Linked DNA regions of Mus musculus: regions 1 and 3 are each linked to region 2. A link is a loop called in an ENCODE intact Hi-C map of the cell type or tissue named here. Cell type or tissue: left cerebral cortex. All regions are shown on one strand.

Evidence for each region. A loop is a pair of places that touch in the nucleus more often than their neighbours do. Peaks named below come from ENCODE experiments on the same cell type or tissue, not always from the same donor. Only the 100,000 strongest peaks of a DNase experiment are listed, where the experiment ranks them.
Region 1: a loop joins it to region 2, with 4 times the contacts of the local background. A loop is called at or near these places in 9 of 42 quality-filtered maps.
Region 3: a loop joins it to region 2, with 2.3 times the contacts of the local background. A loop is called at or near these places in 11 of 42 quality-filtered maps.

What each region holds. Positions count from the first base shown.
Region 1 is chr1:53,876,200-53,878,699 of GRCm38, reverse strand. All of the region lies in intron 17 of Hecw2 (HECT, C2 and WW domain containing E3 ubiquitin protein ligase 2), which reads left to right. Among named protein-coding and RNA genes, the nearest start is that of Mir7681, 28 kb to the right of the region's middle. In left cerebral cortex, no CTCF peak of the experiment used is centred here; no DNase peak of the experiment used is centred here.
Region 2 is chr1:53,719,255-53,721,754 of GRCm38, reverse strand. The region is part of intron 4 of Gm32311 (a long non-coding RNA gene); the gene reads right to left. Among named protein-coding and RNA genes, the nearest start is that of Dnah7a, 14 kb to the right of the region's middle. In left cerebral cortex, no CTCF peak of the experiment used is centred here; DNase peaks (open chromatin) are centred at 602 and 943.
Region 3 is chr1:54,331,665-54,334,164 of GRCm38, reverse strand. The region is part of intron 17 of Ccdc150 (coiled-coil domain containing 150); the gene reads right to left. Among named protein-coding and RNA genes, the nearest start is that of Ccdc150, 82 kb to the right of the region's middle. In left cerebral cortex, a CTCF peak has its summit at 966 (motif pointing right); a DNase peak (open chromatin) is centred at 968.

The DNA of each region.
Region 1 (2,500 bases), 160 kb before region 2:
CTAGCAAATATACCATAAAATGGAGTTAATGTGTTAGGTGTCTGTCCTTCACATCTTGACACAATCACAAGGACTAAGTTCAAGATAATTTGTCTTTGACCTTCTCCAGATTCTCAGAGCCACTTGCTTTGGGACTGATTGTACATATAAATGGAGCCACGTGATTCTGTGTATGCAACTGAACTTCAGTTGAAGCTCTCTAGGTCATGATTAACTTGGTGCAAGAGGGCTGGCTGGAGCAATTTTCACCAGTTACTATCTCAAAAGGCTTGTATATACATACAATGAAATCAGCCTTAGGAAGCAAGAGAGCTGAGCAAACTCCAGAAAAAAATTCTGAGAACTAAAGTTTCATGAAGTATTTGCTATTGATGTCTTAATTGGAATATATGTGCTAGCTTATATGTATGTGGTAGGCTTTTGACGTATACCTATGTCATATACTATGACATAGACTCATATTTGCATTTGGAGTATGTTTATTTTAAAGCCAAAGTATAGGGAGTTAGTTTCAATTTATGAATATATTTTTCAATTAAAACTCTTGTTACCAAATATATAACAAAATATTATAATTCATAGAAACTATAAAACTCTATATATTCTAGTACATCATAAGCATTGATTATAAGAATGATGGGCTTGGAATTCAAGCTGTGAAATGCCTGAAGAAAGATGTATTGTAACTAGACATAATAGTTAAACTCCTTTTACAAAATCCAAAATGCTTTTGTTCATATCAGTTTCCTCTTATCTATAGAGATTAAGTTCTAAGAGTCCAGTGTTTGTCTGATAGTTCCCAAGGAACAGAACTGTGTATATACCATAATATGTACTTGTGAAAAAAATTGATTTATAAATTTCACACAGCAAGAATGTAACAATTCCAAATAAAATAGGGTAAGTATAACAGTATGGTATAATAAAAATGGTTTAAAACATGAATTTGTTCATATGTGGACACTTTCCATTTAATGTTTCTGAGCTGTGATTGACCATAAGTAACAGAAGTCAGACAATAAAAAGCCATGAGGCTAGAGAATTGGTTCCGTAGTTATGAGCATTTGCTACTCTTTCAGAGGACCTGAATTTGATTCCCTACACCTATGTTTGGTGGCTCATAACGCCAGCCCAGGGATGCAGATGCCTCTGGCCTCCATTCTTACTGTTGTACACTCTCTTTCTCTTTTTCCCTTTCCCTTCCCCTTTCCCTTCTCTCTCTCTCTCTCTCTCTCTCTCTCTCTCTCTCTCTCTCTCTCTCTCTCTCTTTCCCTCCTCCTCCTCCTCCTTCTCCCTCTCCCTCCCCCATCTCTCTCACACACACAATAAAATAAACAGTTTTTAAAACCATAAAGAATGTTATGTTGATCCTCACCTCATAATAAATGAATGAATGAATGAATGAATGAATAATGGGTCCATAGAGAAAGGGGCATTACTGTATATAGAATTGTGTTTTGTTGGCTGCATGGTTCCTATCACCATTGAACTGTGAGACATGTAAACCCGTCATATGAACTATCTGTTTGATACTCTGAGCATCATTCTAATTTTATGGAGAGGTCAGTGTCTAAGCAACTGTCCCTCATAGATATCCTCAATACAAAACCATCAAATGAAGGAACAATATAATCGGAATGGATTGCCAACATCAGCACAAAAAAGGAGCAAATCACAAGAACTTTAGCTTCTCTCTATTTCCAACAGGTACTTTTGTTGAAAAAAAAAGCATGAATAATGATGTGGCCTATCTAGTAACAGGCTTGCTAGCTTATAATCTTTGAAAGCCTACAACATAATAAGCTCCAGGCTAGGTATTTGCATTCTAAATATGCTTAAAATGAAGAAACAGAATTAAGGAAGTGTTAGTCCTTAGCCTATGTTCATCTCTATCAGTGGTTCTCAACCTTTTTAATGATGTGACCCTTCAATACAGTTCCTCTTGTTGTGGTGACCCCCAACCATAAGATTATTTGATTCCTACTTCGTAACTGCAATTTTGCTACTGCTATGAATTGTAATGTAAATATCTGATATTCAGGATATTTGATATGTGACGTGGGGTCTTGACTCACAAGTTGAAAACCACTTATCTATATGCTAAACTCAACATGCGGTAGATTTATATCATTTGTGTGTCCATAAGAGTCACCTGAGAATTGTAGGCCTCATGGACATTCTAGACTACCCTATAGGACAGTAAGTAGGAAAACAAGGAACCTTTCTCCTGTGGGCCATCTGTTAGGGCAGACTGTCCTGTGACTGTGATAACCATCAAGAGCAATCACTAATTTTCCTTTCTTGGCTTTGAACCATGAGGGAACTCCAAGCACTTCTCTAACACTACCTCAGGCAACAGCATTGAAAGCACTTGTATTTGCAGCTGTGTTAGTGAGTGCCCAGGAGCCCAGGAAGCCAAGGATGCGGAGTCTGCACTGCTGCCTCTAATTCTTTCTTAACTCGTGTCCTTCTTTCACTTCAAGACCCAAGAGAGGATTGG
Region 2 (2,500 bases):
TAAATGTTTCCCTGTTAATATGTTAATTTATGTTTTTTTTTTCCAACAACCCTGACACTAAGGATGCATAGCAAAGAGTTTGTAAACTGATCAGTCTCACAAAATTATCCTCACTTCAGACACTGGTTGTAAGGTCTGACAGTCATGTGTGTTCTGACTAACTGCCTATAAATCTGGGGACTCCCATGGTCTCCCTGCAACTGTAAAACAATGATTTGCAAAGATGACTCAACCTCTGGGAAGGCTGTAGAGTTATAATCATAGTTTTATTATAAAGATTGCAACAAGGGTCATCCTAGTGAAAGAAATGTGTAACAGAGAAATGGATTGTTTTGGGAAGAATAAAATAGTTTTTTAACTGGAAAATATAACCCAGAAAATGAAACTTACAAGGTAAGCTTAAAGTTAAAGAAGAGAAATCTTAAAGATGGGTCACAGAAACTAATAAAACTTGAGCACAAAAATAAAACAACAACAAAAACTAGAAAGCACCCCTCCTCCAACACACACAAGAAAGTGGCAGCCAGGCACGGTGATACACACTTGAACTGCCAGCAGTGTAAGAGCTTGAGGTGGGAGGGTTGCAATTTTAAGCCAGTGAGACCATGACTCACAAGAAAAAGAAAAGCAAATAGAATCTTGGTGACCTGTGAGACACAAGCAGTCAAACTACCGTAAATAGTAGGAACACGTTGGATCAGATAAAGATTCAAGGAAATACCGGTCAAAGGCTTTCAAAGATCATGTGACAATCTTAATAGATGAAGAAAAAAACAAAAACCCTTTGGCAAATTCCAATCTACCTTCATGATAAAAGTCCTACAGAATGTAGGGCTAAAGAGAACATACCGCAACCTAATAAAATCTCTATATAAGAAATCCACAGCCAACAACATCCCAAATTGGGAATAAAAATCTTGGAGCAATCTCACTGAAGCCAGGAATGAGTCAGGACTGTCTGCTATCCCCACTCCTTCTCAACATTGTGCTGGAAGCACAAGCTGGCATAGTAAGACAAGAGAAGGAAATTTAAAGGGATACAGATAAGAAAATAAGTTTAAAAAAATCCTTATTGGTGGATGACATGATATTGCTCATTAAGGATCCCCCAAATTTGTCAGAATTCTAGAAACAATAAATTCAGTAATATGGCAGGATGCAGAATCAATGTCCACTAATCGATAGATTTCTATACACCACCAACAAAGATACAGAGAAAGAGATTTTAGATGCAATCCCATTCCCAATAGCTTTCAGATTGGAGGATGTATATCACCCAAGAAGAAATGATCACTATAAAGTCAGATGATATTACACAAACTCATATCAGACCCTGACATAATAAAATTAGTACAAATCAACCAAAAGGAGAAAACCAAAAAGAATTCGTAGGAAAAGCACTGCACACATAGGTGAAAGGTGTTAAGAATGATGTAGGACTTCCAATAATAATGCAGGTCAGAATCACTGGATAGTTTGGCCCCTCACTTGACCTAATTTAATCCACAGGTACCAATTCTATGACAATGTACTTTTCAAGGTGTAACTTCTTTCTTCCTCCCCTTCTTTCTCCTCTTCACCTTCCTCATCTTTCTTCTTCTTTTTCTGGCAGTAAGGATTGAATCCAGGGGTTCTTATAAGCAATTCTCTACCAGTGATCTAATCCCAAGCAATTTTTAATTTTTTAATTTTGAGACAGTGTCTTACCAAGTTGCCCAGGCTGACTTTGAACTCATTCTGTGCCCAGGCAGGCCTTACACTTGCAATCCTCCTGGCTCAGCCTCACAAGTAGCTGGGATGAAATTCCTGAGACACTAGACCCAGCTTGCATGGTGTTAACTTCTAACCTGCCTTCATTACCAAACACTTGGGACAAGTGAACACAAGTAAGCCAAGAGATACCCATGCAGCATGGCAATGGTGCACCAGTGTGGGGAGCCGCCCTCACATTCGCCATTACAAGATGGCGCTGACATCCTGTGTTCTAAGTAGTAAACAAATAATCTGCGCATGTGCCAGGGTAGTTCTCCACTTCATGTGCTCTGCCTTCCCTGTGACGACAACTCGGCCGATGGGCTGCAGCCAATCAGGGAGCTACACGTCCTAGGCAGAGGATAATTCTCCTTAAAAGGGACGGGGTTTTGCCATTTTCTCTCTTGCTCCTGAAGAAGTAAGCAATAAAGCTTTTGCCGCAGAAGATTCCGATTGTCCTGAGCGTGTTCTTTCTGGTGGGAACAAAAGCTCGGGATACACCAGGTATAAAAAATTATGCCTACCATTAATCTCTGCTATGTATTTAAAACCACTCTTTGCTAATGATCTAATGCGTTCCAGAAAGAAATGCCAGCACAATTTTAAAAAATTGGTGCAGTGATACTGACTCAGGAGAAGTCAGAAATCATTCTATAGAACTCACTCTAAACATTCGAGAAAGAAAGATCAGGGATGCAAATATATTTACATTACATACAAACTAGCCACGTTCTATCAGTGAGCATGA
Region 3 (2,500 bases), 610 kb before region 2:
ACACACACACACACACACACACACATATATAATTTAAGTTTAAAAAAATAAAGACTTAACACACACATGCAACATGCATACATTTAAACAATATTTAAAGTTATTTAAACAATATTTATGGCTTCCATCACTGGCTAAGTGTTTCTGATGCAAGGTTCTGGAGTCCTTTCCTCAGTAAAGTCAAATGAGTAATATGTTAAGGAAAAATATTGCTTCAATGTATTATAGGACAGAGTGTTCATACAATTCCTAATATTCAATGACTTGTGGTTTTTACTCTCAACTGTAACTATTAATGCATAATTTTACAAAATACTTATTTTCACTGTAACGTTTCCATGTGTGTGAAAGAGTCATTGCTGTACTGCTGCCTTAGATTCTCAGAGATGCAGCTCCTTCAGAGGTGATTAACACTTAAGACACAGAACCTGACAGGTACTTATAATACACTAGCTACTGGGATTAAGCCATGAGAATCACAGTGGCTCCTAATTTTGTTCTACTTCATTGGTCCTCACCACATGAAGACCCACTACCACATTTTCCTGTCACCTTTCATTTCCTCCTCATGAACGGCAACCCAGTGAAACTGAAACAAAATAAAGCCCCCTTCTCTTAAAAAAAAAGTAGCTGGGAAACTGCCCCAGCAAAGTCTACAAACTATAATAGAAGTCTCGTGCCATTATTTATACTTCAAGTGGGTCCATGAAAGTCCTGCAATGCTAACAAGCCCTATGACCTGAGTCAGAACCTGGGATTCACGTGGTAGAAGAGAATTCTCTTCTGGCTTTCACATGTGTATTATAACAATGCACACCTCCCACATACACAAAGTAAATAGGTGTAATAAAAAGATATTAAGACTTTATGAAAAGGACTCACTTTGATAGCTCGGGATTAATCCCAGGAACTGACAAATGGGACTGTAAGAAATTAAAATGCTTCTGCCCAACAAAGGAACAACCACCGGAGGGAGCAACAGCACACAAAATGAGAGCAGACCCATGCCAGCTATAGTGATGATGGAGCTGAGTACTTAAAAGTTTATAAAGGATTCAAAGAGTTAAACAAACAAACAAACAAACAAAACCAAATCATCTGACCACTATACGGGCAAATGCATGGAAAATGCAGTTCTCAAAAGAAGAAATATACGTGGCAATAAGTATGTGAAAAAGTGCTCAATACCCCGAGTCACCAGAGAAGGCCAAGGTGAAGTGTCCTGCAGAGTGCACCTCACTCCATTCCGAATGCTATCACCCGGGGAAGCAGCAAAGTGAGTAGGTAGCAAAGTGAAAACCTTCCTGGCTGCTAATGGAATATGAACATGTGTGCCCACTATGGAAAGTGGCACCATGTTTCTGGAAGAACTAAAGTCCACCTTACCACTGAGTGTACATGTCAAGGAATCTAAGCAAACCAGAGACACTGGCACATCCACAACACTGAAGAATTATTCACAATAGTTCAGACAAGGAACCGGGCCACATTCCCAGGAAGATGAATGACTAAAGAAAATGTGGTAGAAGAAACAAGGATGAGGTAGAAAAAAAATTAAATGTAAATGGATAATTAATATAATAAAATCCAGAGGGTATGAACACTAGGATTTTATGAGACAGTTTTCATACATCTGCACACTAACTTCTGATTAGCATACTATTTTACATGCTACTCTTCCTAAAACTTTATGTCAAAATACCTGTAGTGTCCCAGACGTTATAAAATAGTGCAAAGAATGTCCTTAGGTTCAAACTGTCATGTGACCACTACCCAGGTTACAGAACTCAATTGGTTTCTTTTCAACTTTCCTGTGTGTGTGTGTGTGTGTGTGTGTGTGTGTGTGTGTGTGTGTGTGTGTGTGAGCGTGCACACTCATGTGTGAGTGCACATGTGCACATGTGCAGAGTTCCGTGCAGTTTGATCCCACGTGAGTATCTGCATGCCCTGGATAAGCAGGCTGCAGAGCTGCTCCATCTGCGCTTACACCTTTTTATATTTGCTCCTTCCAACCCCAGCCATTCCCTGACATACATTCATCTGCTCTTTGTGCTTCTTTCCTTTCAAAACTGGTGACCATCTTAATAGGTCAATCTTTTTAAGGTAACACATTCATATGATTCTTTCTACAGCGCTTTACTGAAGTGTAACTGGCATACAGAAAGCTGCATGTCGTAAGGGGTACAAGCTGGCAGCTTCTGGCATAAACCCTCAAACCAATACAAAGAGATTGAACATTTCCAGTAATGTTTGGTAGTATTTCATTCTGCTTTTATTTCTATTTCCCTAATTATTTTTATATGCATTTCTGCCAGCAAAAATACTGAGAGTATATAAACACATCTTCTTTGGAAGATAAGGTATGGTAGCTACTGCTTGTAAATATGAAGCAAAGGTTGATACTTTAACAAGTTTACTCCAAAATATTTCTAAATGTTCAATATATTGGGACCTCTTAGATCAATATATTTCTAGTTTAACGGCATCTTTAGCCAATCAT